Linked DNA regions of Homo sapiens: region 1 is linked to region 2. Evidence: read pairs that join two places in POLR2A ChIA-PET (ENCODE). Cell type or tissue: GM12878. All regions are shown on one strand. Links, peaks and the distances in the headings refer to the core of each region. The heading gives the core; the rest is flanking DNA.

What was found. Peaks named below come from ENCODE experiments on the same cell type or tissue, not always from the same donor. Only the 100,000 strongest peaks of a DNase experiment are listed, where the experiment ranks them.
Region 1: POLR2A ChIA-PET joins it to region 2 with 10 read pairs; 6 of 35 experiments call an interaction of 5 or more read pairs at or near these places.

Annotation. Positions count from the first base shown.
Region 1 is chr11:73,150,206-73,166,862 of GRCh38, reverse strand. It overlaps IUR1 (imatinib upregulated ABL suppressing lncRNA 1), which reads left to right. Exons shown (of 4, transcript XR_950294.3): 2 at 2,093-2,156; 3 at 4,192-4,323; 4 at 8,850-11,083. Among named protein-coding and RNA genes, the nearest start is that of FCHSD2, 16 kb to the right of the region's middle. RefSeq lists enhancers at 9,017-9,196, 9,347-9,486, 9,497-9,546, 10,037-10,126, 12,180-12,419 and 3 more. In GM12878, for the core only: no CTCF peak of the experiment used is centred there; DNase peaks (open chromatin) are centred at 8,975, 9,209, 12,502 and 13,732; H3K4me3 peaks cover 4,422 bases; H3K27ac peaks cover 6,989 bases.
Region 2 is chr11:73,037,651-73,054,307 of GRCh38, reverse strand. All of the region lies in intron 3 of FCHSD2 (FCH and double SH3 domains 2), which reads left to right. Among named protein-coding and RNA genes, the nearest start is that of FCHSD2, 96 kb to the left of the region's middle. In GM12878, for the core only: no CTCF peak of the experiment used is centred there; a DNase peak (open chromatin) is centred at 6,107; H3K4me3 peaks cover 1,711 bases; H3K27ac peaks cover 4,207 bases.

The sequences.
Region 1 (16,657 bases), core at 5,817-13,816, 110 kb before region 2:
AGGGAGGCTCACCTTTGGTTCTTTACATAGGGTAATGATTAATACCCAGTTTCAGCTGAGAATTGAATGGCCCATCAAAAAACCTGGGCAGGAGCTGGGCACGGTGGGTCACACCTATAATCCCATAATCCCAGCACTTTGGGAGACTGAGGCAGGTGGATCATTTGAGGTCAGGAGTTCGAGACCAGCCTGGCCAACATGGTGAAACCCCGTCCCTACTAAAAATACAAAAAATAGCTGGGCATGGTGGCACACGCCTGTAATCCCAGATACTTGGGAGGCTGAAGCACCAGGATGGCTAGAACCCCAGAGGCAGAGGTTGCAGTGAGCCAAGATTGCACCATTGCACTCCAGCCTGGGTGACAGAGTGAGACTCTGTCTCAAAAAAAAAAACAAAAAAAAACAAAAAACCCTTGGGCAGGATCCTAAAATGCAGCCTAGGTGTGTGCCTCCATTTATACCCCTCGCCAAAGAGCAAGACTCAACATTTCTCTTAGAATTGCCCCAAAGTAAATCTTTACCTCAAGGCCTTAGTGAGGAATGGTTATTGTATTGTAGATTCCTGTCTAGAGATGGAGTAGTGTTTTACATCAAACAGTCCACAGCAACTCTCTCTCCTCTCAAGCAACCCCAGGCTCCTCTCCTCACCAGTGAACCCCACCTCCACCTTTCCTGCCCTCTCCCCACACTACTTTTTTTATAGCACAATTAGCTCTGGGGTTCTCTTCCTTACCCGTGATATATAAGGCTGTGATCTAGCATAGGAAAGGCCATCACCCTGACCCTGAACAAGACTTCGTTCTCAGCAAACCAAAAACCTGCAACCTACCTAGGTATATTTTCCTTAGAAGGCATGGAGGAAATTGTAAATTTTCTTGTGATTATGGTAGTATCATTATATAATTTCAGATCTGAATTTTTGTTATATATGAGAAAAATGACTTGATTTTTAAATCATTGTACATTACATAGATGTCAAATTACAATATAAAATGATTTTTATATTGTAAAAATTATAAAATATACAACATAAAAATTATAAATATACAATATAAAATATATAATTTTATATTGTAAAATTTTGTATATTGTATGTATTTATAATTATAATATCAAATAATTTTTTAAATTATGTACCCAGAAGGAAAAATATTAATTTGAAGTCATATTTTTTCCAGCTTTACTGAGGTATAATTGAGAAATAAAATGTATATATAATCAAGGTGTACAATGTGATATTTTTACATAGGTATACATTGTGAAATGCTTACCACAATCAAGCTAATTAACATATTCATCACTTTACAGAATTACCTACATTTTCTGAAACATATTTTTTTCCTGTCGTGTGTTATAATTCTTCAGAACCAAATATATACCACACTGCTAAATCACCCCTTAACTGGAGATCAGTTTATGCAAATTACCCAGAGTCCTTTTAACACATTATTTTTCTGCTTAAATTGGTCATTTTTTGCTGTCACTTGCTCCCACAACCCTACAGATGCAGTGGATCCCTCCTGTCCCTTGCCCTAGCTCAGCTTCTGCTTTCTCATAGCCTGCACTGACTCAGGCAGCTACCCACTCCCTCTTTTCTGAGTCTTCCTGCCTCATCTCCTGTTTCCAACAGCTTAGCTTCCTCCTCAGATCTCAGGTTCAAATTCCTCAGAGGAATGAATGGCTGGCCCAACTTAATCCCTGTCTTCCAGTTTGGGCCCCAAGCTTTTTGGGTTGAACCAGCTCTGAAATCTCCAGCAAGTCCATAGCTTAGCTGCTCTGAGGCGTTCAGCTGTAGATAAGGGAGGTGGAGGGTTGTGGAACAGGGTGAGGGGAGAGCCCTTGAGCAAAATGGCTGTCATGACAAACACTCTGGAGCTTAGTCCATTCAGAACTGGGGGTGACTGTCCCCTTGCCACATTACACTTAGAATGTGGGCTCCCATTCCAAATCCCAAACCAGGAGAAAGCCCTGGATTGAGTGGTACCTTCCTGACCAGAGAAGAGAGACTGGAACAACAAGGGAACATCACTCACAGGGACAGGGGAGGGAGAGAAGGGGCCACAGAGGACATAATCTCCACCTTTGCCTGCAGACAAGGTCTCCAAGCACAGAAGCTGAGCTATTCCGGGTGGCCTGGAAGGAAGTATCAGAACCAGGTATGGATGTTACAAGGAGGGCAGACTCCATTTCAGCTTTTAAAATATTTTTCTCACAGTCAGAGCTGCTCCATAACAGACCAGGCAACCTTTGAAGGTAATGAGCTGTGTATTTTGGCAAGGTTGTAATGGACAGAATTCCTATAAGGTTGCAGTGGGTTGAACTTTGAGGTCTTTGAGGTCTCTTGCAGCCCTGAGCTTTGCTATTTGGAATACTTAGTTGAATAAATGAAGAGTGAATAGCTACTTATTATTTGCTGGTTGAATGAAGGTTGATTTGTTAGAGAAAGTGAATGAATGAATGAAATTAGTAGTCCTAATAAATACAGAATGCTTGACTGAATGAAGACTGGTTCATTCATTGATTAGTTGAATGAAGGTTGATTGGTTGGTTGCAAGAAAGAATTCATAAATGTAGGTCATAGATGAGCAGGCTGCTTAAATGAAGGTTTGGTGGCTGATAGGATTCAGTTCCTTGGCACTTGCTATCTTCTCTTATCTTGCCCTTTATCCTGCTTTTCTTTCTTTTCCTTCCAAGTGTAGTCAAGAACTGTTTTCATTTGTGTGCTGGGTGTGCAAAACATTGCAGACTAAAGACTCCTTTTGCATAAACAAGATTGGTTGCCCAGGCACATGCTTATGGTGACTGGTCTAACCTGCTTCTGAACTAATGGGTGATCTGAATTTAGCATCTTGGCCTAGGGAGTGGAACTGAAGGTCACAACTGGAGCTGGGCCTCACGTAGGCTCCCTCATGTGTAGGCAGAAAATGCTGTCTTCTCTGTGGGTGAGCAAAGGTTGCCTATTTGCAAGAAACTATATCCCAAACATTCTTTCAAAGTGCCTAAAATTCCACCAGTAGAATTACACCTTCTTTGCACAACAGAGCTGAAAGGCTGTTGAAGCAGCACATTCCAGCAACCTTTTGCTCAGATTGTTGTGCCTTTGGAGTAACTGTGATCCTTGGTGAAATGTGAATGGAGTCAGGGAAGGGATGCATGTGAAGCCCTTAGTGGCTGGATTAACCAACTGTTGTCACCAGCTCCTTCGGTCAATTTGGTCTATTAGCTGAGCTCAGTGCTCCTAATGGGGAACAGAGGAACCTGGACCCAGGCTGGATAAGCTTTGTAGGGACAGTGAACAGGAAATAGCCTGAGTACTTGAGTACTATCATGGGCTGTAGACATAGGCAAGGGGCCATGGTGGAATCCTGAAGATGAGGAGCGGCTCTTGAAGGGGACCCACGAAGGAAACCTAAGTAAGGAAAGAGGCCCAGAGACTTTCCCTCCCATTCCCCAGGGTTGTCTTGAGCTGGCTTGGGTGCAAAAAGGAATAATATACTTTCCTGGTCCCCCTCATCCTGCCCCACCTCTGGAACTAGAGAACCAAATAACTTGAGAACTGCATGTAACTTGTGTGGTCCCTCCACCAGCTTAAGGTAAAAACTATGGCCAAATTTTTTCCCCATTAATTGCTTGAGCTCCACAAGATTTTATCAGCAGGAAGTTCAATCTGGCCCTCTGGAGGCCTTCCCCCATGTCACAGGAGTGCTCAAAACCCACAGGGACTACACTAGCTCCTTTCCAACAAAGGCACTCTTGAGTCCCAGTCTTGCTCCATCTTACTGTTCAGAGTCCCAGCAGCTGTGAACACATGACCCCCAAATCCAAGCTTTCATTCACACTCCTGAGCTCCAGCAAGTTTCACCAGGAGGAAGGTCCAGAGGGGCTTCTAGGTCCTCAGCCCCAGAGTTAAGCCTGGCCACCAGTCCAAGGCTCCTTCCTACACCACTGGGGGCTCAGGGGTTCTTTCCTTCCAACAAGTGGGGCTCACTGGGGATGGTCATCTTAGCAGCCAGATAACTTTGAACCTCACAAGGAAAGTGACTGGACCTTCTTCCATTTGTGCCCTGGGGCTCCTTTGTCAACGTCTCACTCCTCCCAAATATGTTGCCTTTTTCTTCAGCTCTGCATCCCATTTGATGTTAGGAGAGGCAGCCTTTGTTGGGCCACAAAAGGTCCTGTTTTGTCTCCCAGGTGCTACTTACATCTGATAAACTCAAGTGGTGGACAGAACAGAGAGGGCCTCCTCCAAGGTGACTTGCTAAGTCCTCCCCTAACGACGAAATAGAGAAGCTTCCTGCCCCTGTTACACATGGCCTCCTCCCGGTAAGTATCCCAGAAAGGAAGTGACTTCAGTGACCATTAGTCAGGGACTTTTATACTATGCCACTGGGTTCCTCAGAAAAGACCTCTGTGTGGGGCAAGTCAGGGAGAGGGAGACCAAGAGAAAGTGCCCTCTACACACGAGCACCCCCTCAATACACATACACGCATGCACGCACACGCACGTGCATAGTTATCAGCCCCATGCGACCTTACCTGCCCTTCTTGCCTCCAGTTAACCACTATCAACTCCTCACCAAAGCCTTCATGCAGTCTTTGGGTAACTTTTCCTCTGATTAAAGAACCCTGCAGCTAAAATACGGTTTTTGTTTTGTTTTGTTTTGCTTTGTTTTTTATTTAGAGACAGGGTCTTGCTCTGTCATCCAGGCTGGAGTGTAGTGGTGTAATCATAGCTTACTACAGCTTTGAACTTCTGGGCTCAAGTGATCCTCAGCCTCCCAAGAAGCTGGAACTACAAATGTGCACCACTGTGCCTGGCTAATTTTTTCTTAAATTATTTTGTTGTTGTTGTTGTATAGACAGGAGTCTGCTTAGGCTGGTCTCGAACTCCTGAGCTAAAGCAATCCTCTGCCTTGGACTCCCAAAGCATTGGGATTACAGGCACGAACCACTGCACCTGGTCAAATATGTTTTTTGAAAAAAAATCTCCAGGCCAACCACAATGAGATACCACTTCACACCCATTATGATGGATATAACTTTTTGTTAAAAGGAAAATTACAAGTGTTTGCAAGGATGTAGGAAAATTGGAACCCTAGTGCACTGCTCATAGAAATGTAAAATGGTGTAACCACTGTGGAAAACAGTTTGTTGGTTCCTTTAGAAGTGAAACATTGAGCTACCAAGTTGATCCAGCAATTTCCCTTCTAGGTCTATATCCCCCAAAATGGAAAGCAGAGACTTAAGCAGATACTTATATACCAATGTTCACAGCAGGATTATTCTCAATAGCCAAAAAGTGGAAATAACCCAATTGTCCATCAACAGATGAATGGCTAAACAAAATGTATACCCATAAGGTGAAATATTATTCAACTTTTAAAAAGGAATGCAGTACTGACACATGTACAACATGGATGAATCCTGAAAACATTATGAAAGAAGCCAGATACACACAAAAAACAAGTATTGTATGATCCCACTTATATGAGGTACCTAGAAAAGGCAAATTCATAGACCAAAAGCAGAATAAGAGGATTATCAGGGGTAGGAGGAAGGGGAATGGGGAGTTAATGTTTAATAATTACAGAGTTTCTGTTTGGGATGATGAAAAGCTTTGGAAATGGGCTGGGCGCAGTGGCTTACACCTGTAATCCCACCACTTTGGGAGGCTGAGGAGGGCAGATCACCTGAAGTCAGGAGTTCAAGACCAGCTTGACCAACATGGTGAAACCCATCTCTACAAAAATACAAAAAAATTAGAGGGGCATGATGGCGGGTGCCTGTAATTCCAGCTACTCAGGAGGCTGAGGCAGAAGAATTGCTTGAACCTGGGAGGCGGAGGTTGCAGTGAGCCATCATGCCATTGCACTCCAGCCTGTGCAACTGAGCAAGACTCCGTCTCAAAAAAAAAAGCTTTGGAAATGGATAGTGGAGCACAACATTGTGTATGTACTTAATGACACTGCATTGTACATCATTGTACATCTAAAATAGTTAAAATTGTAATTTTTATATTCCGCGTATATTTTTATCACATACACACAATGCCCATGCCACCTTTCTCTGCCTCAAGCAGAGGCAAAGCTTTCCATGGAGCTTTCTCCCTCCTTGGCCGAGCAGTTAGATGGGACGAGAGACACGGGAGCACCCAGCCAGCACCTGCACACAGGAGCAGTCTCTTCCACTTCATCTGCCTACAGACTGTCCTGACCAGACGAGCCCTTAGTGTTTACAGAGTCCACCTCTTCATCGTACAGACGGGAGTGTGATATGCCCAAAGTCATATACTTTGGTGACTCACTGCCCCATGCTCTCTCTCTCCTGGGCTGGTATGCTGGGAACAGACAACTTTGGGGCTAGGCAGGGTTTCTCTGGGAGGTGATGACATATGACCTCTGGCCTCTGAAGGCTCCTCAACTGGGCTAGGGTGGGGACCAGGATACTGAGAGCTAGGATGGTCTCACACCCAGATGAAGACATAGCCACCTCCACCTAGATGTGATGGGGACACCCCACCTACTCCCCAAGCATTTCCTTAGTCCCATTCCTCCCTCCCATCCTGCCCTGTCCTCCCATGTGACATCACTCCTCTGGCCTGTGTCCCCACAAGACTCCGTAGGGTAGAGAACGACAAGATAGGACAAACTGATAGGCCTGGATGTAGGGTGCCCAGATTAGTTTATCTGTTCAGCAAACTGTCCTTTGCAGGAAAAGCCTGCCCCCGGTGCTGCTGAGCATCGACTTGGAGGGCAGGCATGTCTGAGCCCTGAGGTCAGGAGAAAACTTCCTACTACTCCAGGTGCTTTTCCAGGTCTAGAATTTCTTGGCCAAGGGACAGAGCTTCAAATCATTTCCCAGCAAAGCGAGAAAGATGTCATGTCCACAATGTCTGAATTAACAAAGGCAGCTGGGAGCCAGGAGGGAGAGATCAACAGAAAACAGTTAAGATGGATCAGTGCAGGGACAGAGGATAGTACAGATGGCAGGTTGGATAAAGGTCCTGAGCCTGCCTGGAATGGGGGATCTGGGAGAGCTTCCTGACAGAGGGAACTCCTAATCTGAATTCTAGGTAATCTATAGGAGTTAGGCAGGCCCAAAGGATGGGAGCTGAGGAAGGTCTAGTCAGTGGGGTTGTTCTGGCATTGACTGGGGGCCCTGTTCCCTGAGACCCCAGTGTGAGCTGGAATGGGGGAGGGGGTTATAGGAGAAGGTTGCTCTAGGTTCCTGGCAGCGCTATGGGGTAGGAGGGTGGATGGCTGACAGTGAATCTTAGAGGAGAATCCCACACAGGTGAGGGGTGGGTTCCCTGATCCCCCACTATCCTGGGAGGAGCCCTCCTGGCCTGGGGAGGTAGGTCTCAGCTGACAGCCTGGCTGGGTGTAAGTACTCTCTTTGGCCTGGTGGCTTTCTTCCTGATGACCTTCAATCCCACTCAGGCCACCCCCTTTACATCTGCCTGACACCCGCCCTCCTGGAGGCTCTACTTTTCAACCCAGGAGCCCCCGGCAGCACTGGGCCTCAGTGGGGATGGTGTGGGGGTGTGGGGTGGGCAGGGGTGGCTGTGAGAGGGCAGCTCAATCACAATTTGGAATCCTGGCATGTGAGAGCCCAAAGGGACCATAGGGATAGTCTAACTCAAACTTCCCATTTTACAAATGAATACACTGAGATCTAGAACAAGACACAGATAGGGAATTGTCTGTGGCTATTCAGTGAGTTAGAAGCAGAGACAAAATTAGAACCCAGGCCTCTGATCCCAACTGAGATCCTTCTTTCTCTACCCAGGATCTTACAGGAAGGAAATAAGCATTTTAGCTAGAGCAATGAGTCTCAAACTTGATTAAGTCAGCTTGAGACACTGCATTGATGTTAAATGTGGTTCCCTTAGATTCTTTGGAACTAGTCTGCTGATAAATCCGGATATGGACACTGACGCTTAGAGCAGCCTCTTTCATAAGATGCTGTGCATTCCAGTCAAGCCAGAATATTTTCATATGAATGTGTTTAGATTATCATTAAAGTGAACGTACAAAACTTAAAAAATTCAGGTAGCATATCTGCAGACATCCATGAATAAGGCTGGAAACTCATGAAACTGAAGAGCCCAGTTTGAGAAATCCTGGGCTGAAAGGCCAGTCAATCCTGGGGAGTGAGTGGGACAGATCGGGTTTAAGCTACAGTGTCAATTGTGATGGGGCCCAGTGTGGGGCTGGACTCCTGCCCTCTGCCCACTCCATGCCCTAGCCCTCTTCCTCTGATAGGCAGGCCTGGGAGCGTCCTTCCTGTGGTTTCAACCATCTGGGAATCTGCAGGTCGCGGATAGCTCAGAGCCGACCTGGGCTGGACCTGCCCCTCTGGACCTTGAGTCTTTATCTGTAATATGATAGTGTGGATTTGCCTGGAGGGATTGGAAGGGATAGGATGGGGAGAAGGAGACAGGGACAGAGCTGTCAGTGCAAACTGGGCATTTTTTTCTGGTAGTTGATAAGTCAGCAGCTGAAAAGATAATCTTACCTTGTATTCCACTTCTGAGATGTTATCTTTCAGAAATCACGCTAAAGGAAAAGGCATGGCTCTAGAAAGGACTGATAATCACAACTTAGTTATACCCAGAGCTGGTCCCCTAGCTGGGCAGCTTACATTTTTGTTCATAGATAATCAGCTGGCCCTTGTGGCAATCCTGGGAGATGGGGACCCTCTGAGCTCCCTCAGGCCCATACTTCTTCTTCTTCCAAAGTGATCTCAAGGTGTTATCACTGTCTGTGTTCCCATCTTCCCACCACCCCCCCCAACCCAACAGATCTGAGCCCCTCCAGGGTTGCCTCCTTTCTATTCTGTATCCTTAGGGCCCAGCAGCTCACCTGGACCACGGAAAGCACAGAAAGAACTGGCTGAATGAATCAAGAGATCAAGTGTTCTCCCTGAGGCCCTGTAACAGCTCTGCAGCTGACTGCCCAGAAGGAAGCAGAAGTGAGTGACAAGTTGGGGGAACCAGAGCTTGCACACCATAGGCCTGAACACTAGCCTCTGGGGAAAGGCAAGTCCAGCTGACCTTGGTGAAGTTAGGACCCGGGCCGAGGCCACCTCTTCTGGTTCACCCTCTGCTGGCCTCCCAGCTTCTTTGGCTCAGCAACACCCAGGATTCCAGGCATGTTTGCCTCTGGCCTTCTAAAAATACCCAGGCCACCCAGCACCTCCCAGATGTCTGAGCGCTGAGTCTGTGATTTCCCTGCCGGTAATGGGACAGCCCCGGGGTGGGCAGGCGGGGGTGGCTCGAGCAGCTCAAGCCACTTCCTCTGCCTCCCATCCCCTAGCCTACCAGAAGCTGGACCCAGCCCTGCCTCCCAATCCTTGCAAGGCAAAGGAGGGTAGAGGCTAGCAGACCTCAGAGATTGTTGACTCCAGTCTCTTCTTGGGACAGATGGGAGATCTGAAGTCTAAGGATTGCTCATGGCACTTGTGCCATTAAGGTCCTCCTCACCCCACTCCCCAGCACTGTGTTCATGCCTGCTGCTGTCTCACTTCCCACATGCTACTTGGAGTCTAGGTCTTGGAGCCCAACCTGACTTCCTCCATGCAGCTGAAAGCTCCTGACAGCAGTGAAGGGGAGGATCCCTGTGGTCTCCATGGTGCCTGGAAGAGTGTCCAATCCAGAGCACACCATCAGTAAACGTAGATTGGATTGAACAATGTAGTGGCAGCTGGGGCAATGGGTGGAGCACTGGGCTGGAGGACAAAGCCTCTGAATTCTATCTAGCCCAGGGTCAGCCACTGTGATACTATGCATCCTCATCAATTGCCCTGGACAAACCTGTTTCTCCTGGGCTGGATAGGATGGTGTCTAAGGACTGAGCCAGCTCTGCTGATATGAAGCTGCAAGCTGATGCCCTGCTGGATATTCCTGTCCCTTCTCTGCTCTACTGTATGTCTGGGAGAGATGGCACAACCTGTAGGTTCCATCAGCTCCAGGTTCTCAGCTTCTGCTCCTCCCTCCGTGCTTCTGAACATTCCACCTCTGGTCCTAGCCCCTGAGGCCCAGCTCTTCCAATAGTGCCACTTCCACCTCTGCTGCTGGGTACACAGGGGTGAATGCATACCTACCTCGCTCACTAATCATGTGACCTTGGGTAAGGCATTGCCCTTTTCTGGGCTTCAGTTTTATCATATCTAAAAGGGAATAATAAGGCCTACCTTAAAGGAGTGCTATGAGGATGTAGGAGATTCCATAGCTCAGATGTCAGGTTATATATCACCTCCTGCAGAAAGTCTCCCCTGTCCTCCCAAGGATGGCTCAGATAGCATTTGTTGCTGGCTCTTCAGTTCTGACCTTCCCATGTTCACACTATGTGGTCATTGGCTCTCTATGCATCCATCCCCCACCAAGCTGTGGGCTCCTCAAGGCCAGGAGTCTCCAGGACCCAGTACAGGACCTTTACAGATGAAGTGCCTGGGAACGTTTTTTGACAGACACAGTGGGTGAGTAAAGCCTGAGAGAAAGGCAAGGGGTTGTGCAGAAGTCTGGGAGTCTGAGTAAGAAGTGGCCTGACTGACAGGGCAAGTTCTGGTGGTATGAATATTGACAGCTGCTTGGAGCCCTTCCCCCATTTCCCTGCTTGGTAAATTCATCCTTCAAGATCCCAGGAGAGCATCTCCTTCCCTGAGAAACCTGATCACTCTCCCCTCTACCACATTACACACTCCACTGTAGGTGTTCTTTACACACCTGTCTCCCTTCTCAGATGTGAGTTCCCTGAAGGCAAGACCCTGTTGGATCTCACAGCACCAAGCACTAGATCTGGCATGAGTTAGTCAAGGTTTTGGAGCAGAAGAATGGATGGAGGAAATAATTTCTGAATCGAACTTGGAATTGAACTGCCTGAACTTTAATGCCCTTTCCAGCCTTAGGGATGATAATGAATTACCAAAGTGAGAAAAATGGAGGCGCAAGCTGTTGTCATCCTTCCAGAGGCACCCTCCAAGTGTGTGTGGGTGAAATGTGAGCTGGAGAGAGGATTGACAAAGAGCAGTGAAAACATATTCCTGGACCCCATTCTTTTTTTTTTTTTTTTTTTTTTTGAGATGGAATTTCCCTCTTGTCATCCAGGCTGAAGTGCAATAGCTCAATCTCGGCTCACTGCAACCTCCACCTCCCAGGTTCAAGCGATTCTCCTGCCTCAGCCTCCCGAGTAGCTGGGATTACAGACACACACCACCACGCCCAGCTATTTTTTGTATTTTTAGTAGAGATGGGGTTTCACCATGTTGGCCAGGCTGGTCTCGAACTCCTGACCTCAGGTGATCCACCTGCCTCGGCCTCCCAAAGTGCTGGGATTACAGGCATGAGCCACTGTGCCTGGCCTGAACCCCATTTTTATCTCTGGATTTTTCTCTCTGTTGAAGAATTGCTGCAGAAACCATATTCTAAGTATAAAAGGCCTTTAGATACCTAAGATGATCCCCAGAACCTTGATGTGAATCCATTTACTCATACTTTACATTCTCACTTTACACTTTGAGCATGAAGCCCATGGTGATCTGGTTGTAAAAGGTTTAAAGGTTAATTGGCAGCCAATGTTGGGGGTGAGAAGTTGCTGCTGCAGGCAGGCAGGTATTCACCAAGGCAGCAGAGAGAGGAGGCATCTGCCAGGCTGGTAGAAAGGAAATAGAAAAAGAAAACAGGCCGAGAGCGGAGGCTCAGGCCTGTAATCCCAGCACTATGGGAGGCCAAGGCGGGCGGATTGCTTGGTTGCAGTGAGCCAAGATCGTGCACTACACTACAGCCTGGGTGACAGGGCGAGACTCCATCTTAAAAAATCATAATAAATAAAATAAAAATACAAAAATTATCCAGGTGTGGTTGTGCATGCTGTCGTCCCAGCTACTCGGGGCGCTGAGGCAGGGGAATTGCTTGAACCTAGGAGGTGGAAGTTGCAGTAAGCTGAGGTCACACCCCTACACTCCAGGCTGGGTGACAGAGCGAGACTCCGTCAAAGAAAAGAAAAGAAAATAGAAGAGAAAAGAGAAGAAAGAAAATGGGCAAAAGCAACTAAAGGTACCACAGATCAAAACCTTTAAGATCAGCATTGGGTACACCATTGCATATCTGCTCTGGGCAAATCCCTTTCTGGGCCTCAGTCTCCCCATCCGTAAAATGAACAGGTTTTACCAAGGGCTCTGAGGGCTTATGATTCTCCAGGAGTTTCCTTATGTGAGGCCTTTCTGTCCCCAACCATACAGATCAGATGAGGTGTCATCAAAGTCAAGACTCCAATTTCTAGGGTTTGTGGGTTATCAGGCTTTCCTGCCACAAACTTTCCTGCCACGAACCTCCTGCTAGGCTCCTCAGGGGGAGTTCACTACTGTGGCTGTCTGGGCCGAGCCCCCAAGAAGAAACAAAACTCTCCAGGGTCTGGTGCAGAGGCTGTGGCCCAAGGTCTGCTTGCTGCCTAAGGAAGATATGAAAAGGAAGCCTGGCTCTGGGTGAAACGGAAGTGTCTGAGGTCTGACAGTTGCTCTCAGCATGGTCTCTGCAGCCAGGAGGGAAGTAAAACTGTCTGGGCATCTGGTAGTTTCTACCCTGAGAGTCCACAGGACAGTGACAAGTGGGGCCTGGTGCAGGCCTGTTCTCTGGTCCAGAGCCCTAGCTTAGGCCAGAGACAGTCTTTGGAGAGATGCTGGCCCAAAGATTTGGAGGGAGGGCAAAGGAGAATACTCTGAAGCTGGTTCATGACCTTAGGCAAATCTCTGTGCCTCTTTGGGTCCAGTTTCTCCATTTGCAAAAATGGAGTTTGGGCTAAATTTGCCTGTGCAATAAGGGTTTCTGGAATGGTGGGCACTGGGGATACAGAGACAATTTGGTTACAAGGAACCTGGATTGTTACCCTGCTGGCAAGGGACTCACAGCCTGGTAGGACATAGTTACAGAATCATTGGTTAATTGTGATTATCAATGCATGTATAGGTGCCGAAAAGCTGTGGACATAGAGCATTAATTCAGCATTCATCCAGAGATCCAGGGAAGGTTAAGCAACTTGCCCAAGGTCATATAGATATTAAGTGGTCCACCTGGGGCCAGAGTCTTGAAAGGAAGGGGAATTCAGAAGAGGACATGGCTAAATAGAAGTCTGGAAGACCAGTCTGCTTGTGCTTGCTGCTGTCATCAAGATCTGAACAAAGTTATGGAGACCCAGAGGAGGGGAGATTAATTCTGACTTAGGAGAAGGAGGAAGACTTCACAGAAGCAGAGGTTTTGAGCTGGGGTTTAAAGGGCAAATATGAGTTTATCAAGTACAGAAAGGGAGAAGGGTGTTAAAAGCTGAGGGAACAGCATATTCAGATGTGTGATGTTGCTAAAAAGAGCCTGATGAGTTGCTGGAAAAGTTGTCTGTGTGTGTTTGTGCGTGTGTATGTATGTGCGGTATGTTAGGAACAAAGAGTACCTAAAATGGGAGGACTGAGAGATGAGGTTTCATAGTCTGGCTGGAATCACACAGTGAAGGGCCTTGAATGTGTTTGGAGGGCAGTGGGCAGCCATAAAAGGGTCTTAAGCCACGGATGCATGGTCAAAATAGCCTATTAGCAGTCTTGCTCGGGCTGCTAGGAGGGCAGAGGACCAAAGTACAGGGCTGGGGCCAGGCAGAAACAACTGTAAAGAGGCAGTGGCAGAGGATTGAGGGTGTCAGGTGTCAGGCCTAGCCCCTGTCAAGAAATAGAAACTTTTCAAGAGACTACATAGGTGTGGAGGAAACAAGAATTGAAACCTGAGCCCAGCTGTGGCTGTGGTCTGGGCAGGTGCCGTAAGCAAGGGAAGTGAAAGGGTTGGGGTGACTTCCAGTTGAAGGAGGGGGATGGCTTGTGGGGGATGCTAGGGGCCTGTCCTCAGGCTGGAGACCTGTTCCAGGACGGGGCAGGGTAAGGGGCTATGCCTGACCAAGCCCCTGCCTCTTGTTCCTGCCCTCAGAGATCCCACTTCCTTCTGCTAGGCCTTAACTCTTTCTCCTGAGATATTCCTTCCCTACTCCCCACCCCTCCCAGTGTTCCATCCCACCCTTTCTAGCATCCCATGGTTCCTATCCAGGTCCTGTAGGCCCTCCAGCGAGGCTGCCCCGAGCAGCTCAAGTTCCTTGGCTTCTCCTACACCAACCTGCACTGCTCATGCTGCCTGAGCAGTGGTCTGACCATGTTTTGCCTTGAGGCCTGTTTTATTCTGTAGTGTTGGTTCACCAAACTAGTCACTGTTACTTCACTGTCACCTCACTGCAGCTGCAGGTGCCCCTGTCTCATTGGGCTCTGCCCACAAGAGCTCTTGATAAGTCAGAATCAGACCCTCATGTGCCCAGAGAAGCTAGCATTGAGTATGCCTGGCCCAAAGCATGAACTTGGGGAGGGGCTGTTCATGGGCTGCGCTGATGAGTTCTTTGTTCTGGGGCAAATCTTGACATGATTGTGTCTGTTTTTTTCATTTGTTCGTTTGTTTGTTTTTTTGAGACAGAGTCTTGCCTCATTGCCCAAGCTGGAGTGCAGGGGCACCATCACAGCTCACTGCAGCCTGGAGCTCCTGGGCTAAAATGATCCTCTCACCTTAGCCTTGTGAGTAGCTGGGGCCACAGGCATGTGCTGCCACGCTTGGCTAATTTTTTATTTTTTGTAGGGGTTATGAACCACGAGGGGTGAATTCCTTCCTGCTGGTCCCCAAATACCTGACCCTCCACCTGGATCTGCCCATTCAGATCAATCATCTCCAGGTGCAGGGTCAGGTATTTGGGGACCAGCAGGAAGCAATTCACCCCTAATGGTTCAGATGAAGAGACTTTAATGAGGGGACTACTGTACTGAGGTGTTGGCAGGGTAAGAGAACAAAAAAAAGGACGTTGAGGCACCCACCCAGAGGCTGGCAACAGTGGAAAAGTCTTACGGCCCAGCACTCAAAGGGGTCAGGAATCATGTCCAGACCGAAGTGGAAGCCAGTTGGCAAGAAGGCCTCATGAGGGAGCCCACAGAGGTCTGCCTCCCAGGGCACAGTGCAGGGTGTGGGTGTGGGTGCAAATGGAGACTAACGGTCTCCAGATATGGCTGAAAGATTCTCACCCAGATGGAATATCTGGAAGATGCCTCTGGCCTTGATGCAGTCACTTCTCTGTGATCGGTGCTGGTTTGGAGGTTTTTCCAGCTGTCCCAGAGAGAACAGGTGAAGCTTTACTTTCAGAGTAATTCCGGTACCATCTAGAAAGCATGTTCTGGTCTTGATAGTGACAGACTAGAGAGTGACAGAGGCATGTGGGCCTCAAGGGTACAGAATTATCCCAATATACAGAGTGACAGAGGCACGTGGGCCTCAAGGGTACCGAATTATCCCAACATATATAGTGACACAGGCCCAGAGAGAGTCAGAGCTGTGCCAAGGGTAAACAGGCCCAGGGCAGAACATAGTAGAACACGGTGGAGGGGAGATGCTGTGAGCTCATGTTGGAGAGGTACACAGCATCCAGATTATGGAGTTAAGGCCACACAGCTAGAGAGCAGCAGGGCCAAAGGTCCAACTGGTCAGTCTGAATTGGAACTTGACTCAAGCTCTTAACCAAGACCCTAAGCTGACCCTGTAGAGAAAAGAGAGAAGGGTGTTAAAAGCAGAGGGAATAGCATGTTCAGATGCATGAAGTTGCTAAAGAGCCTGATGAGTTGCTGGAAAAGTTGTGTGTGTGTTTGTGTGTGTGTACATATATGCTGTGTCTTTGGAACAAAGGGTACCTAAAATGGTAGGACTGAGAGATGAGGTTATGTAGGCTGGCTGGAGTCACACAGTGAAGGACCTTGAATGTCAGGTTAAAAAGCTTGGGCTAAATTTGGAGGGCAGTGGGCAGCCATAAAAGGGTCTTGAGCAGTGGGTGCATGGTCAAAATAGCCTATTAGCAGGCTTGCTTGGAAGCTGATGTGCCTGTTTGTTTGTTTGAGATGTGCAGCTTCTAAGTGCACATCTACTTGGAAGCTGAGTGCCCAGTGTGCAGACAGGAAAGGTACTGGAGTTAGTGTGACCAAGCCCAGGGTATCTTGTCTTTCAGACACACCCCATCTTCTCCTTATGGACCACTCACTCACAAACCTCCCCCGGTCACAGGCTCAGCACAGCAGGTGAGGTTATAGGCTGAATATGAGCAAAGGACAGGCCTGTGCAGGCCCTTGGGCACATCCTCCCTTAGGTTGCTGACTGGGCCTTGTATTCCATGACCTGGCTGCCCACACTTAATGTTCCACTACTGTTAAACCTCTGGGTCTACAGACCTTGAAATCCATCCATCTAGTGTGCCTGTTGGGTGCCACAAACAAGATCTCCTCCCAGAAGTCTACGGGGATGGGGACATTGATAGGATGAGTGAGATAGCCAATATTTGTGGAGTGTGATAAAACCATAAAGGACTACTGCTTTTTAAAATTGGGAGCAGAGCCAGGTGCGGTGGCTCACACCTGTAATCCCAGCACTTTGGGAGGTCAAGCTGGGCGAATTGCTTGAGCCCAGGCATTCGAGACCAGCCTGGGCAATGTGGCAAAACCTTGTCTCTACAAAAAACAACTACAACAAAATTAGCTAGGCATGGTGGCATATACCTGAAGTCCCAGTTACTCAGCAGGCTGCGGTGGGAGGACTGATTGAGCCCAG
Region 2 (16,657 bases), core at 3,031-11,030:
GATTGGGAAGGAAAATAGAGAAGTAATTCCAGTGGGTTATGTTCAACCATCCAGAGCAGAGATTGGCAAACTTTTTTTTTTTTTTCTGCAAAGGACCAGATAGTAAATATTTTATGCTTTGAGGGCCATATGGTCTCTGTCAAATTTCCCAACATTGCTGTTGTAGAGTGTAAGCAGCCATAGACAATTGGCAAACAAATGGATGTGACTGTCTTCCAGTCAAACTTTATTTAGTGAAACAGACAGCAGGCTAGAATTTGCCAACCTGTGCACTCAAACTATCTGTTGTGAGGACTCTTCCCCCCTTTTCCCTTAAAATTTGTAGATGGACATTTTTGTAAAATACAATAAAAGTGAATTATTGGATGAGTAAAAAATACATGGTTAAAATTTTTAGATTACAGACAACAAGTTACATTTCAATCTATAATTTAAATGGTCATACATAGGGAAAAAGAAAACAATTAGAAGAACCATAAATGTTGTTACTTGAAGATATCTTCTATTAATATAGAGAATCGCTGCTATAGTCATAACTTTTTTGTCATTCTGTAATACTAACTAAACACAAAGCCAAGCAAAATTGCAGCTCTCCATTTATTAAATGCCCATACTGTAAACAAACATTGTATATATGGATATTTAACAATTTTAATATGACATAGATTTGCTTTTTGCTATTAGTTTATCTAATCTAGGTTGGATTGACGACAGTACTACTCACAAGAGATAACGTATTTGTATACTACTCCTATATTTTGTTTTAACAACACTCAGTTTAGAGAAACCAGATTTAAAAATATGTTGCTGTGAACTGAAGACATTTAGATTTAAAAGAAATTTTAGCAAGCTCAGGATATTCATGTCTAACTTTTTTCCAAGGTGAAGCAAGTGATTTTTTTCAGAATTCATTTTCTATCTTTCATTAGTAGTCAATTCCAATAATTTATCCTGTGGAATTACAGTTAAATTTAAATTATCTCTCAATGAATAGGTTGTAGATCCACACATTTCTTTTGTATGAATCTTCTTTTGGTGGAAAAAATTTGAAAATGTTTTTATCAAATTTGTAAGGTTAGTGATAATTTTTCAACAAATATACCATACCTGATTATACCTACTTCATTGAAAATTATGGACCAAAAAAAAAAAAAAAAAAAAAGGCTGGGTGCAGTGGCTCACTCCTGTAATCCCAGCACTTTGGGAGGCTGAGGTGGGCAGATCACTTGAGGCCAGGAGTTTGAGACTAGTCTGGCCAACATGGTGAAACCCCATCTTACTAAAAATACAAAAATTAGCTAGGTGTGGTGGCGGGCATCTGTAATCCCAGCTACTTGGGAGGCTGAGGCAGGAGAATCACCTGAACCTAGGAGGCGGTGGTTGCAGTGAGCTGACACCACACCACTGCTCTCCAGTCTGGGCAACAGAGTGAGACTCCATCTCAAAAAGAAAAAAAGAGAAAATTATGGAATATGTCCTAAATATCTGTAGAAACTGATCTTTTCATGCTATTAGCATCTTTTTTTGCCCTTTGATCTTATTGGTCATTGAGAAATACTTGTATCCCTTTCTTACAAGTATGAAGATTATTAAAAATACCGAATATATAAGATGAATAAATCCAATTGTCCAATTCACACCTTTAAAACATTAGGACCAAACTTTTTTATCTTGCAGAAACACTAAGAATTTGTTTCATTGTTTATTTTCGACAGTGTTTCTCCTTGACAACCATGGAACTTCAGTATGTAGTAACAGTAGTGTACAATTAGTTTTCATATCCTCTCTCAGTGAAGAGAGTACTCTCTAATACACTGCATTAGCCTTTAAGTAATTCACAATTACACTATTAATTGTCACTAAACGTACTGTTTAGACAGGTGTCTTTTTTTAAAAAAAAAATTATACCAAGAGTTTCTCAATGATGGAAACAATGCATTGATTTACACTCTGGAGTAAACGGCTTAATCTGGATAACTGCTCCAGAATACTTTCTTGTCATTACAATTGCACCATCAGAATATACCGTTACACAAAATTTAAACTCAAATCATGTTTATTGACTTATAATTTTTCATAGATTTGTACAGTTTAGAAATCGTTATGTTTGGCAGTGAAGCAGAAAAATAATTCTTCCTTCACAGCACCATCATGTTCAGATCACATATATACCAAAGGAAATGCCATACTATCTTTGCATTTATTAAGTTTCAATTAAAAACATGTCACTAAATTTCTTTGTTCTGTGAATTGGTCTTCCATGTCATTAACCAGTTCCTGAATTCATCAGACTATGGTGTCATTGGAAATTGGTTCTTTATTGCAGATTCACTGAATATTTCCAAGCAAACATCTTTGGTGGAATTTTTCCCTGATGTCAGTGTGTGTGGGGTGTGTGTGTGTGTGTGTGTGTGTGTGTGTGTGTGTGTGTGTGTGTGTTTATATACCGTGTTAGCATCCTGAAGGTCTATTATATAAAAAGCCTGAAAACACTAATACTTATTTGAAATAGCAGACATTTGCTTCTGTTGGCTTTGCAATTCACTACTATTTATTTCAAATTTTTTTTGTTGTTTTGAATGTCTATATGGTTTTTGCATAAATACTACTTAGGTTTTGAGGGTTTTATTGTTGCATAGCCAGTACATCTCTGCAGATAACCCATAGTGGTTTTAAACTTTGCTGTCAGTCATACTTTTGTGTAAAATAGTATAAAGTCGTTGGTCTTTATTTCTTTGAAATTACTTTCATTGTTGTTTGGTTTACTACCTCTGCCTCATTCAGAGACATTTTATCTTTTTTTGCCAAGGAAAGCCCATTAAACTTTTTCTGTTTGTAAATTAGGTGTAAAAATACCTATTTACTTCCTTAATTTAGCTAAAAATATTAAATTATAAATTATAGGCTGATTAAAATTTAAATGACACAATGACAGATTATGAAAATATGCTTACATTTTCTCAGATTTAAATTTTTTATTTTTTTATTTTTTAGAGCTAGAGTCTTACTCTGTCACCCAATCTGAAGTGCAATAATGCAATCTTGGCTCACCGTAGCCTCAATCCCCTGGGTTCAACTGATTTTCCCTCCTCAGCATGCAACACCACTGGCAGCACCATGTGTGACACCACGTCCTGCTAATTTTTAAAGTTTGGTAGAGACAGGGTCTCACTTTGTTAGCCCAGACTAGTCTTGAACTCTTGGATTCAAGCGATCCTCCCACCTTGGCCTCCCAAAATGTTGGGATTACAGGCATGAGCCACTGTGCCCAGCAAGATTTTTAAAATATTTCCATTATAGATAACAAACTAACTGATGTCAAATTGCTTAAAACTTTCTAAATGCTTACTCTCAATTTCTGTACTTGCCTGTTATGTATCAGTAACAAACAGTTGGAGGACCTTTGTTCTAATCTAGAGACTAATAGAAGGCCATTGTAGCAAGAAGGGGTGTTCTGAGTCTTATATTATTTTTCTTAGAGTAGATATTCTCGGCCTTTGGTAAAACTTAATTATAGTTTTCATTTGCTGTATTTGAGATTCAGTGAGACGGTTTTTTCCTCATGTTAGTGAATGGAGACATAACGTTCAACCAATATAAAGGGACTTTAAGCAGGCAATTTGCAGATGTTCCCATTATCTCCCCATGTGGATATGGAAAGGCTTGTTTAAGGACAGCAGTCTTAGTTTATGTCTTATTTGTTCACCTGTTACTGAAAAACCATTGTGGGGGCCTGGGTTCCTATGTCTATTTTCTGATTACTCCAATGTTGTCCCACGAAAGGAACTATTTAAGAGCCTTATATATTCAGCAGCTATAGCTCAAATCCATTGTGATAAAGGTGACCCGTCCCATATATGTTTATAGTAATATTCTTTCTATATGGTTTATAAATGTACATATATGTCTGCATATGATATGTCTCTATATCAATCTAAATACGTCTTTTTCACTTATTTCTACATATTGTTGAATTGCTTAATGACTTTTTATGGAAACTTGGAGCTAGAAGTGGTGTGAAGGTCATATGGTCCAGCCCTCTTTTTAATATAGAGGCTGGCAAACTAGGGCTGTCTGGTCTGACACCTGTTTTTGTAAGTAAAGTTTTGTTAGACCACGGACATACCTATTTGTTTACATATTGTCTATGGCTGCTTTCTCACTACAATAGTATATTAGGGTAGTTGCCCTGGAGATCTTATGGCCTGCAGAGCCAAAAATATTTACTCTCTGGCCTTTTACAGAAAAGTTTACTGACTTCTTATATAGAGAGGCCTGGCAACTTCTACCTGAATTCATTCAGTGACAGTATTTCACTCTCTCTCAAAGCATTCAGCTTATAGTTAGTTTCTATTTATCTTGAGCAAAACTTTTTTAAGAAACCTTCCTTGTACACATGATAGACTTTTAGGAATTTGAAAACAATTTTTTTTTTATGGTCCTTTTGTGCTTTTAATAACCATAATATTGATTTCACAAAATTTTATCCTCTCCTTAAAAAGTTGGTAAGAACGTACCCTCTAAAAATGGTAGCCCTTTAAAATATGCCTTACATAGTATAAAAGAATTATCCAACTCTTCAGGTGTCTCTCTTTCCCCCTTTTTCTTTTTTTTTTTTTTTTTATTATACTCTAAGTTTTAGGGTACATGTGCACATTGTGCAGGTTAGTTACATATGTATACATGTGCCATGCTGGTGCGCTGCACCCACTAACGTGTCATCTAGCATTAGGTATATCTCCCAATGCTATCCCTCCCCCCTCCCCCGACCCCACCACAGTCCCCAGAGTGTGATAAAAACAATTTTTATACTTCTTATCTCTTTCTAGTAGTCTACATCCCATTCCCAGTCTTTCCAATCATAAAAATTTGTAGTTTATTTAGTTCACACTTGAACGTCCTATGAAACTGTTTTAAACCTTTTACCTATCTTGTTTCTTGTCATTATTCTTAAGCCATTGATACAGAAATCAGAACCAAATTTAATATTGTTGTGGGTATGAGACAGTTTCTGTCATGTTTTAATTTTTTCCTTAAAGTTTTACTATGTACTTCATATATACTGGGCACTCAACTGTGTTATTATTACTTTAAATATGTGCTAAGTGGCATTATTTTTTAAACAGTGATATCACATTAAAGGTTCTTAATGAGCTCAAACTCAAAAACCACTACGTCTTTTTACATATCTTGCTATTAAATCAGATCTTCACCATCCTACGCTGAACCCATGGCAGGACTTTTTACTCCTTTGAGATTCTATTGTATTAGGTTTATTCCACTGTGTCAGTATGTTGAGAAGTTTTAGCATCTTGATTCTGTTATTTAAATATTTACTGTTCTTCATAGCTCTTTGTCATGTGAGAATTTGATAGCAATGAGTTACTCGATCAACATCTTGCTATGTTTGTGTGGTCGTTATTGAATCCAAGTGAAATTGTTCTGGGAATTTTTCTTAGAGTTTATGGTAGATTGAATTATTGCTCAGCAAATATTCATTCCCCACCCTTTCTCTTGAGGTGAACTATACATACATCCCTGTCTTACTGATTTTAGACTTGGTCATACGGCTTGCTTGGACTAGTAGAATGGAGATGGAATTGACTGTAAAGCCATTTCTAAAATGAGGCTTTAAGAGGCATGGCAAGTTATTTCCAGCTTTTTCGTACTTCCGGCACTTACTGTAAGAAGAACTTGCCCCAGGTAACTACTTCAGATGGGGTCCCAGAATGAAAGATATGTGAAGGATACCTGAACTTGACCCTGCAACCTGAAGCAGAGATGCTCTAGCCAACCTGCAGATTCATGAGCAGAAGTTAGCATTTATTGTTTTAATCCATTTCCACTTTTTGAGTTGTTACAGAGTATTGATTCAGCAATAGCTGGTCCATACACAGCTAACCAAGCCATTCTGTTTTGCAGGAATTATCTCTGAAATGCCTAGTACCTGTAAATAACAAGCCAGTACTAGACTATCATGAACCTTGGCTTAAGGGAGATCAGAGGTAACTTTTGGGTCCCATATGTGTGTCGGTACATGGCATGAGCTGAGGGATGCCGCTGAAGAAAGGAACTACAGTTGGCTAAACAGGATATACAGAAATATCCTGCTGCTCTAGCTATGCCTCAAATGCTTTGGGTCAGATTTTTACTTTTTGCAGTTTGATATGCTAACATTGTCAAGTTTTTCTATTACTTTCTGTTCTGTTTTCTTGTTCCTCCTGTATTTTTTTTTTAACTTCCTGCCTTTTTAGAAATAACTCATGTTTTCACAGTATGTACTACTTAAAGAAACAATATAGAATAAGACCATTAGAGTTCTAATTATGGCTCCACCATTTGTTAACATAATCACTCTACATAAATTACTTAAGCCATTTCCCCCTCTGCATATTGGGATTAATAAATAACTCACAGTTGTTGCTAAGCTTAAATGAGATAACAAAGTCATTAGCTCACCATCATTTGTATATACAGTCATTAGCAAATATTTACTGAGTAAATTCTGAGGGATACAGTGCTTTGCACATTATAAAAAAGTCAATACATTTTATAGCATTTTGATAGTCCTAGACCTAGAAAGTACTTGTTGGGGTCACATTGATGCCAAATGAAAGGAAAAGAGAAGGGGGTTCTAATCCCATTTCTGAAAGAAAGAGCATAAATATTTGCCGTTAGAAATCATGGAACAGTTTTTAGATGTGTTTTATGTTATTTGATAGGTTAATACTTTATTTCAGGATTTCTTTTTGCATTATCCTTGGCAGTGGCTAGGTACTGTCAATGACCAGTATTTTTTGTTCTATCTGGGGATGTGAATCCAAAACAAAGGATAGAATTGCTTGTGCTCTGTTTTTCTCTCAGTTAATTTTTTCAAAATATAATCCCAAGTACAAATCATGCTTTTGAGTATTATAGGGGATCATATTTTTTTCTTATAACCTTGAATAAGATGCAGTAAAAACAGTGAAGCTGACCACTTTTCTTCCCTATCATTTAGGTATGTAGCTTCTACCAGATATTTTGACATCCTGTTTCATAAGAATCTTTTTCTTTAATTAAAAAAAAAATGGTAGTTTTAACAATTCAAATAATATGGGTGGTACATGAAATATTTGCCTTTTTTTTTCAAATTTACAGTCATGTTTGGTATAAATCTTTTCCTTTTATGTGTACTCATTTAATATGTAGTTTTTCCTTTATAAAAAAGTAGAATTATATTCACATTTATTCTGCATCTTGTCTTTTATATTTAATAGTATTTTTTATCATTGATAAAAATATCATTGATATTTTCCCAAAGTGAATACAGAAAGACCTCATTTTATTGACAGCATCATAGTTCGTATTGTGGATATAAATTATTTAACATCCACATATTTTGATCTACATCCTATTGATTTAAGTTGTTTAAAGCAATACTGTGACTGGGCATGGTAGCTTACGATTGTAATCTCAAGATTTTGGGAGGCAGAGGTAGGAGGATCGTTTTTGGCCAGGAGTTCAAGACCAGCCTGGGCAACATGGTGAAATCCCTGTCTTAATCAATCAATCAATAAACAAACAAATACACATACTACAATAAATGTACTTATTTATCTTGTTATACTTGTGCTTTTATTTTAGCAGTTCTGAAAATGGCTTCCTTGTAAGCGAAGTCTATCTATATTTAAAATTTTAATAGATATTAGTAGGTAAAAACATTTTTAAAAACTTGATTACTAATAAAAATTTAAAATGCTACACCAATTTATATTTCTACCAATAATTTATAGTAATGTGGTGCATCCTATCTTACCAGGAGTGGATGCTGCCAGTCATTAAATTTTTGCCATCCTGGGCCAAAAATGATATCTAATTTTGTTTCCTTTCTATGAAAATTGGTATTCAGACATATTCCAATGTTTGTAGCTATTTACAATGCATTCTTGCTGTATTGGCCATTCATATCTTTTTTATTATTAATTGTTTTCTTTTTAAAATCAGTTCATAAGGCTTTTCAAAAATTCTTACAGAGGCTGGGGATGGTGGCTTGCACCTGTAATCCCAGTGCTTTGGGAGGCCAAGGTGGGAGAATTGCTTGAGCACAGGAATTCGATTGTAGCCTGGGCAAGATGGCAAGACCCCTGTCTTTACAAAACATTAAAAAATCAGCATGGCATCATGGTGTGTGTCTTTAGTCCCAGCTACTTCAGAGGCTGAGGCCACAGTATCCCTTGAGTCCAGTAATTCGAAGTGGCAGTGAGCTATGATCCTGCCACTGCACTTCAGCCTAGGTGACAAAATGAGACCCTGTCTCTAAAAAAAAAAAAAAAAAAATTACTGAAATTATTGTAGAAATATAAGCAAGAGATGTTTTTTGCTTTCCTTCCATTTTTTTTTCTTTTATTATTATACTTTAAGTTTTAGGGTACATGTGCACATTGTGCAGGTTAGTTACATATGTATACATGTGCCATGCTGGTGGCTGCACCCACTAACTCATCATCTAGCATTAGGTATATCTCCCAATGCTATCCCTCCCCGCTCCCCCCACCCCACAACAGTCCCCAGAGTGTGATGTTCCCCTTCCTGTGTCCATGTGATCTCATTGTTCAGTTCCCACCTATGAGTGAGAATATGCGGTGTTTGGTTTTTTGTTCTTGCGATAGTTTACTGAGAATGATGATTTCCAATTTCATCCATGTCCCTACAAAGGACATGAACTCATCATTTTTTATGGCTGCATAGTATTCCATGGTGTATATGTGCCACATTTTCTTAATCCATTCTATCATTGTTGGACATCTGGGTTGGTTCCAAGTCTCTGCTATGGTGAATAGTGCCACAATAAACATACGTGTGCATGTGTCTTTATAGCAGCATGATTTATAGTCCTTTGGGTATATACCCAGTAATGGGATGGCTGGGTCAAATGGTATTTCTAGTTCTAGATCCCTGAGGAATCGCCACACTGACTTCCACAATGGTTGAACTAGTTTACAGTCCCACCAACAGTGTAAAAGTGTTCCTATTTCTCCACATCCTCTCCAGCACCTGTTGTTTCCTGACTTTTTAATGATCGCCATTCTAACTGGTGTGAGATGGTATCTCATTGTGGTTTTAATTTGCATTTCTCTGATGGCCAGTGATGATGAGCATTTTTTCATGTGTTTTTTGGCTGCATAAATGTCTTCTTTTGAGAAGTGTCTGTTCATGACCTTTGCCCACTTTTACCCCATTCTTTTTTTTTTTTTTTGAGATGGAGTCTTGCTCTGTCGCCCAGGCTGGAGTGCAGTGGAGCGATCTCGGCTCACTGCAACCTCCGCCTCCCAGGTTCAAGTGATTCTCTTGCCTCAGCCTGCTGAGTAACCAGGATTACAGGCACGTGTCACCACACCCGGCTAATTTTTTGTATTTTTAGTAGAGATGGGGTTTCACTGTGTTAGTCAGGATGGTCTCGATCTCCTGACCTCGTGATCCACCTGCCTCGGCCTCCCAAAGTACTGGGATTACAGGCGTGAGCCACTGTGCCCAGCCCCATCCTTAGTGTTAGATGATTTTTATATAACATGCTAGAATGTTAAATTATTGCATGTACTATGTGCACTGTTTTCTATATAGTATTTACCCAGCATTTGCCTAATTTTAATGTTGTATCTAGCACATGTATGCTTAATCTCTTAAGGACAGAGTTTGAATTCTATTATTGTAGATTAATAGAATTAAGATTTATGAGTGACTTTTTTAAGGGACTGGGGTCTCACTCTGTCACCCAGGCTGGAGTGCAATGGCATGATCATAGCTCGCTGCAGCCTCAAACTCCTGGGCACAAGTGATCTCACTTCAGCCTCCTGAGTAGCTAGGACTATAGGTGTGTGCCACCATGCCCATCTAATTTTTAAATTTTGTGTAGAGATAGAGGGCCTCACTGTGTTGCCCAGGCTGGTCTCAAACTCCTGGGCTCAAGCGATACTCCTACCTTGGCTTCCCAAAGCATTGGGATTACAGATATAAGACACCACACTCAGCCTCTGACTTTGGAAATATTCATAAGTTTTTTTTTAATTGAGGAATTCAGCGTTAATAAGTGAGGCAATAATCATAGAATTTTACAGTTCAGTTTAAGAGTAAAATGTATCTATTAAAATGGTCTCTTTGTTTGATTTATACAAAGGTGACATATAGTAGCAGGCCTTGGATGTATCAGTGGTAACAAATTTGGAATCCGTTGTAAATATAGGATCTCACTGGTAAATATACTGTGTTCATTTGGATAGGCTAATTGTTTAACCAACAACTCCCAAATCACTGAGGCTTATAAAAAGAAATTTATTTCTCACTCACCTAATAGTTTGTTGCCAAAATTGGTGAATGGCCTTCCAAGGGATGATGATTCAATGATCCAGGCTCCTTTAATCTTGAGGTTCCTAGATCCTTTAGTCCAGGCTCCTTTGATCTTGAGATTTCTAGATCCTTTAGGGCCTCAAGTCCTCAATGGATCCTCTACATCTAGCTAGCAGAGAGGAAGGAAAAAAAAGATGGTACGTGGAGGTTATGGTGGATCAGAACTGAATGTAACACATATCATATCTCTTAATATTTCCTTGGCCAAAACTCAGTCACATAGTCACATCTAATTTTAAAGGAGGCTGGAAAATTTCTTCTATGTATATGCCTTGGAAAAGAGGAGAATGGGGATACTGGTAAAGCAAGCTATCTCTGACATATATTTAATTTAAAAGTACCAAAATGGGTTTCTAAATCTGAATATATTTTATCTATACTGTGTACATTGGGTCAGTTTTTAAAGACAACAATAAAAGTTGTATGTAATTTAACTGATTAATTCCTTTAATTACACAAATAGTTGGTGGATCTGCTTACCAAAATGGAAAAGAACAATTAAGCAAATAGAAAATTTAAATTATACATTACTTGACAGGTTGCCCAGAAAAGTGGATAGGATGATAAATACTTGCTTATGGAAACTGATAATATTTATCTTCACTACTTGACCGAGCCTTTTAGTGATTTAATCTGTGATGAAGAGAAGTAAAAATTCCTTCATGATAAAATCTCTCAACAGACTGGGCATAGAAAGAACATACCTCAGCAAAATAAAGGCTATGTATGACAGACGCACAGCTAACATCATACTGAATAGGGAAAGGCTGAAAGCCTTTCCTTTAAGAAGTGGAGTAAGACAAGGATGCCCACTTTCACCACTCCTATTCAGCGTTGTGGCAGAAGTTCTAGCCAGAGCATCAGTCAAGAGAAAGAAATTCAAGGCATCTAAATAGGAAAAGAGAAAGTCAAATTGTCCTTCTTTGCAGATGACATGACCTCATATATAGAAAAGCCTAAAGATTCCAACAAAAAACTCTTTGAACTGAAAAATGAATTCAGTAGAATTGCAGGATACAAAATCACCATACAAAAATCAGTAGCATTTCTATATACCAATAATGAACTAGCAGAAAAAGAAATCAAGAAAGCCTCAAATTTATAATAGCTAGAAAAAAGTAAAATTCCTAGGAATAAATTTAACCAAGGAGATGAAAGACCTACAACAAAAAACCGCAAAACACTGATGAAAAAAATTAAAGAGAACACACAAAATGGAAAGGTATCTCATGCTTATGGACTGGAAGAATGAACATTGTTAACATGACCATTCTACCCAAAGCAATCAACAGATTCAATGCAGTCTCTATCAAGATACTAGTGACATTCTTCATAGAAATAGAAAAAACAATTCTAAAAATTGTATGGAACCGCAGAAGACCTCAATAGCCAAAGCAATCCTGAGCAAAAGGAACAAAGCTGGAATCGTCACAGTACCTGACTTCAAAATATTCTACAAAGCTATTGTAACCAAAACAGCATGGTATTGATATAAATACAGACACATAGAACAATGGGATGGATTAAGTAACCTAGAAATAAACTCACATATTTTACTGCCAACTGATTTTTGACAAAGGTGCCAATAACTTATATTGGGGAAAGGATACCATCTTTAATAAATGCTACTGGGAAAGCTGAATATCCATATGCGGAAGAATGACCCCTGTCTTTCACCAGAGTTTAAAAATAATCTCAGCCGGGTGCAGTGGCGCATGCCTGTAGTCCCAACACTGGGAGGCTGAGGTGGGTGGATCACCTGAAGTCAGGAGTTGAAGACCAGCCTGGCCAACACAGTGAAACCCTGTCTCTACTAAAAATAAAAAAATTAGCTGGGTGTGATGGTGGGCACCTGTAATCCCAGCTACTTGGGAGGTCAAGGCAGGAGAATCACTTGAACCCAGGAAGCAGAGGTTGCAGTGAGCTGAGATCGCGCCACTGCACTCCAACCTGGGTGACGAGTGAGACTCTGTCTCAAAAACATAAATAAATAATAATAATCTCAAAGTGGATTAGACTTAAACCTAGGACCCAAAACTATAAAACTACTGACATAAAACATAGAGGAAATACTCCAGGACATTGGCCTAGGCAAAAATTTTATGGCTAAAACCTCACAAACCAAACACAAAACTGTGAACAAACCAAAACACAAAATTGAAAAATAGGACTATATTAAATTAAAAAGCTTCTGCACATCAAAGAAACAGTCAACATAGTGAAGAGACAACCTGTAGAATGGGAGAAGGTATTTGCAAGTATTCGTTTAATAAAGGACTAATATCCAGAATATATAAGAAACTCAACTCAGTAGCAAACAAACAAACAAAAAAACTCCATAAATTATCCCATTAACAAGTTGGGAAAGGATATGAATAGACATTTCTCAAAAAAAGACATATACATGGCCAGTAGGTATATGAAAAAATGCTCAGCATCACTAATCATCAGGGAAATGAAAATCAAAACCACAATGAGATATCATCTTACCTCAGTCAGAATGGTGATTATTAAAAAGAACAACAACAAAAAACTGTTGGCAAGGATGCAGATAAAAGGTAACTCTTATACATTGTTGGTAGGAATGTAAATTAGTATAGCTACTATGGAAAACAGTATGGAAGTTTCTCAAAAAACTAAAAATAGAACTACCGTATGATCCAGCAATCTCATTACTGGATATTTATCCAAAGAAAGGAAATCAGTATATCGAAGGGATATCTGCACCCCCAAGTTTGTTGCAGCACTATTCATAGTAGCCAAGTTATGGAATCAACCTACGTGTCCATCAACAGATGAATGGATAAAGAAAATATGGTTTATATACACAATGGAATACTATTTAGCCATAAAAAAGAATGAAATTCTGTCATTTATAGCAACATGGATGGAACTGGAGGTCATTATGTTAAGCGAAATAAGCCAGGCACAGAAAGACAAATATCACATGTTCTCACTCACTGATATGTGGGAGCTAAAAAAGTTGCTGTCATGGAGATTGAGAGTAGAATGATAGTTACCAAAGAGGGGGGGGAGCAGTTTGTGGGAAGGTTGAAGGGAAGATTGGTTAATGGGTACAAATATACAGTTAAATAGAAGGAATACGTTTTAGTATTTTATAGCACAGTCGGATTAGTGTAATCAACAACAATATGTCTTTCAAAATAATTAGAATACATGATTTGAAATATTTCCAACATGAAGAAATGATAAATGTTTGAGATGATAAATATCCTAAATACCTTGATTTGATCATTACATATTGAATATGTGTATCAAAATATCATGTGTGCCCCTTAAATGTGTACAATTATTATGTAACAAAAAATTGTAAAACCGAAAGTTTGTTCATTTCTTTATATATCTTATTGACAAGGGAAGGTATCACCAACAGAATGGACTTGATATTGATAAGAGGTAGATCTGCTCAACAAGACTTGGGAAGGAGGATGGAATAAACTGTATGGTGTTTGAGAAATATACACCAGACACATACAAATGTGTATCTGTGTGTATGTGTTTATACATCTCACATGTATTGTAATAGTGCCCTTAATGAAAACACTCTGCCTCTGGCAAAAAACAAAAAACAAAACACCCCTCTTTTTGTTTTTCCACATGACTGCGAAACAATTACAGCTTCTAGTAGGAGGGCTTCTCCTGTTCCTGGGAAAAGAGCTGGGTTGGTTGGCATTTGCATAATCGTCTTTGGGGCCATTGTGGGTGGGTTTGGGCTGCTGACACAGAGCTGCAGACTGGCCACCTGTCCAAAACAAATGAACTCAGCCTTTGTGTAACATTATCTGGTTATCCACAGTGTTATTTCTGAGTAATGGATAATTTGGTTAAAATAATATGAAACTATTATTTAGGAAACATTGTGTTCAACGTAAGTCCTCCATTTTGCTGGGAGAAAAATTTTCTTCTTTTTCCACTGGCACAACTATGTATTTCCATATCATCTTTGGTATAGTTTTATAACTGCTTTTGTGATATCCTCATGAATATTAATTAGGGATATGAAAATTTAAAAAGAAACTTCAAAATGATTTGCATTCGTTATTCTATAAATTATAAATTAATTGTTGTCTTTTTCTAGCAGTCTGTTTTACTTATGTGGAATAATTAAACACTTAAAGTCATCAAAAAAGAAGACACATCTAAGATCTTGATGTAAGAACAAGTCCTGCATCATTCGTTATCCTTGATAATGAATCCAGTGACTCACCTGTGAATTTAGGAAGTTTTTGTCCTAATAATGCATATATTGCTGTGTTGAGTAATTTTATTAATCAGCTACATTTAACCTATAATGAATACATACTTACACATTTTTAAAATTCACCTGTGACAAACTTACATGTGACATATTAATATTTCTTTTCTTTCTTTCTTTTTTTTTTTGGAGACGGAGTCTCTCTCTGTTGCCCAGGCTGGAATGCATTGGCATGTCTCGGCTCACTGCTACCTCCATCTCCCGGGTTCAAGCGAGTCTCTCACCTCTGCCTCTGGAGTAGCTAGGACTACAGGCACGCCCCACCATGCCCAGCTAATTTTCGTATTTTTAGTAGAGATGGGATTTCACCATTTTGTCTAGGCTGGTCTCCAACTCCTGACCTCAAGTGATCCGCCCACCTCTGCTTCCCAAAGTGCTGGGCTTACAGGTGTGAGCACTGCACCCTGCAGAAAGTTAGGTTCTGTTATGGAGGTAGGTTTATGAGGAATCCTAAAGGAATTGCTTACTCCCAGTGAGACAGTCTTGAACTAGACTCTTAGGAATAGATAGGATTTGGAATACACGGATATTCCAGTTTGAAACTGGTTGCAGATAAAAATAAACAGTGATTCTGCAATTATTATGGAGACTTAAGTAATATTAGAAAGAAGTAAGGAGATACACTTGGAAGATACTAAGTTGATACAACTTGATAGAAGATTATGAATACTAGGCTGGGGGTCATTACAGAAGTCAAGCCAAAAAAATGTACTGGAAAAAGAACACTAAAGTGGGAGGCATGTCATAATTTATATGGATATTGGCCTTATTACTTGGTGACAGATCTTTTTTTTCAACTTTTATTTTAGAATCAGGGGAATACATGTACAGGTTTGTTACAAAAATATATTGCATGATGCCGAGGTTTGGAGTATGAATGAATCTATCACCCAGGTAGTGAGCATGCCTAATTATTTTTTCAACCCTTGCCCCTGCCTCACTCCCTGCTCTTGGATTCCCTAGTGTTTATTATTCCCATGTTTATGTCCATTTGTATTCAATGTTTAGCTCCCACTTAGATATGAGAACATGTGGTATTTGGTTTTCTGTTTCTGTGTTAGTTTGCTTAGGATAATCGTTGCCAGCTACATTCATGTTGCTACAAAGGACAAGATTTCATTCTTTTCATGGCTGCATAGTATCCACGCTGTATATGTACCACAGGTGCCCATCAGTGGTGAGTGATCTTGAGTCACTGCCCATTTTTCTTGATCTGAGAGGATTCGACTGGATAAATTATAAGGTCCCTTTAAGAATCAATCAGTCATCAGAATTTCTTTTCCTTTTTTTTTTTTTTTCTTAAAGAGACAGGGTCTTACTCTGTCACCCAGGCTGGAGTGCAGTGGCACAATCATAGCTCACTGCAGCTTCAAACTCCTGGGCTCAAGCGATCTTCCCATTTCAGCCTCCTGAGTAGTTGAGACTAGAGGCATGCACTACCACGCCCAGTTAATTTTTAAATTTTTTAATAGAGACAGATCTCCTTGTTGCCTAGGCTTGGCTTGAACTCCTGGCCTCAAGCAATCTTCCCACCTCGTCATAAGAATTTTTTAGTGATAGATGGTTTTGTTTTTAATATTTCAGCTGGAAAACTATTTTAGCATCTAGCAGAAGACTTGTTTGTGGAAAAAGCTTGACTTGGTGAATCTTTTCATCAGAGTAATCCCTATGTTTCACATATTTCATATAAAAATAAAATAAGTTTCCCACTCTTTAGTGTGAAATTGGTGAGGGATTGGATATAAAAGGTTATGCTCTGGATATCCCAGAGAACTGCCTTCTTCTTTTCCTAAAGTTGTCCACTATGTTTGAGGTTCTGCTCTATGCATAACAAGTGTGATTGCTTTTGGAGGGTTACAAGGTAATGAGGACTCCTATATTCAGAATGTAAAACCCATTTGACAAAGTAAGATAGGTATGCATAAAAGTTACAAATATATACTATCAATAGGGCTATATCTGACTTATATGATTAAATGGCCACATTCATAACAT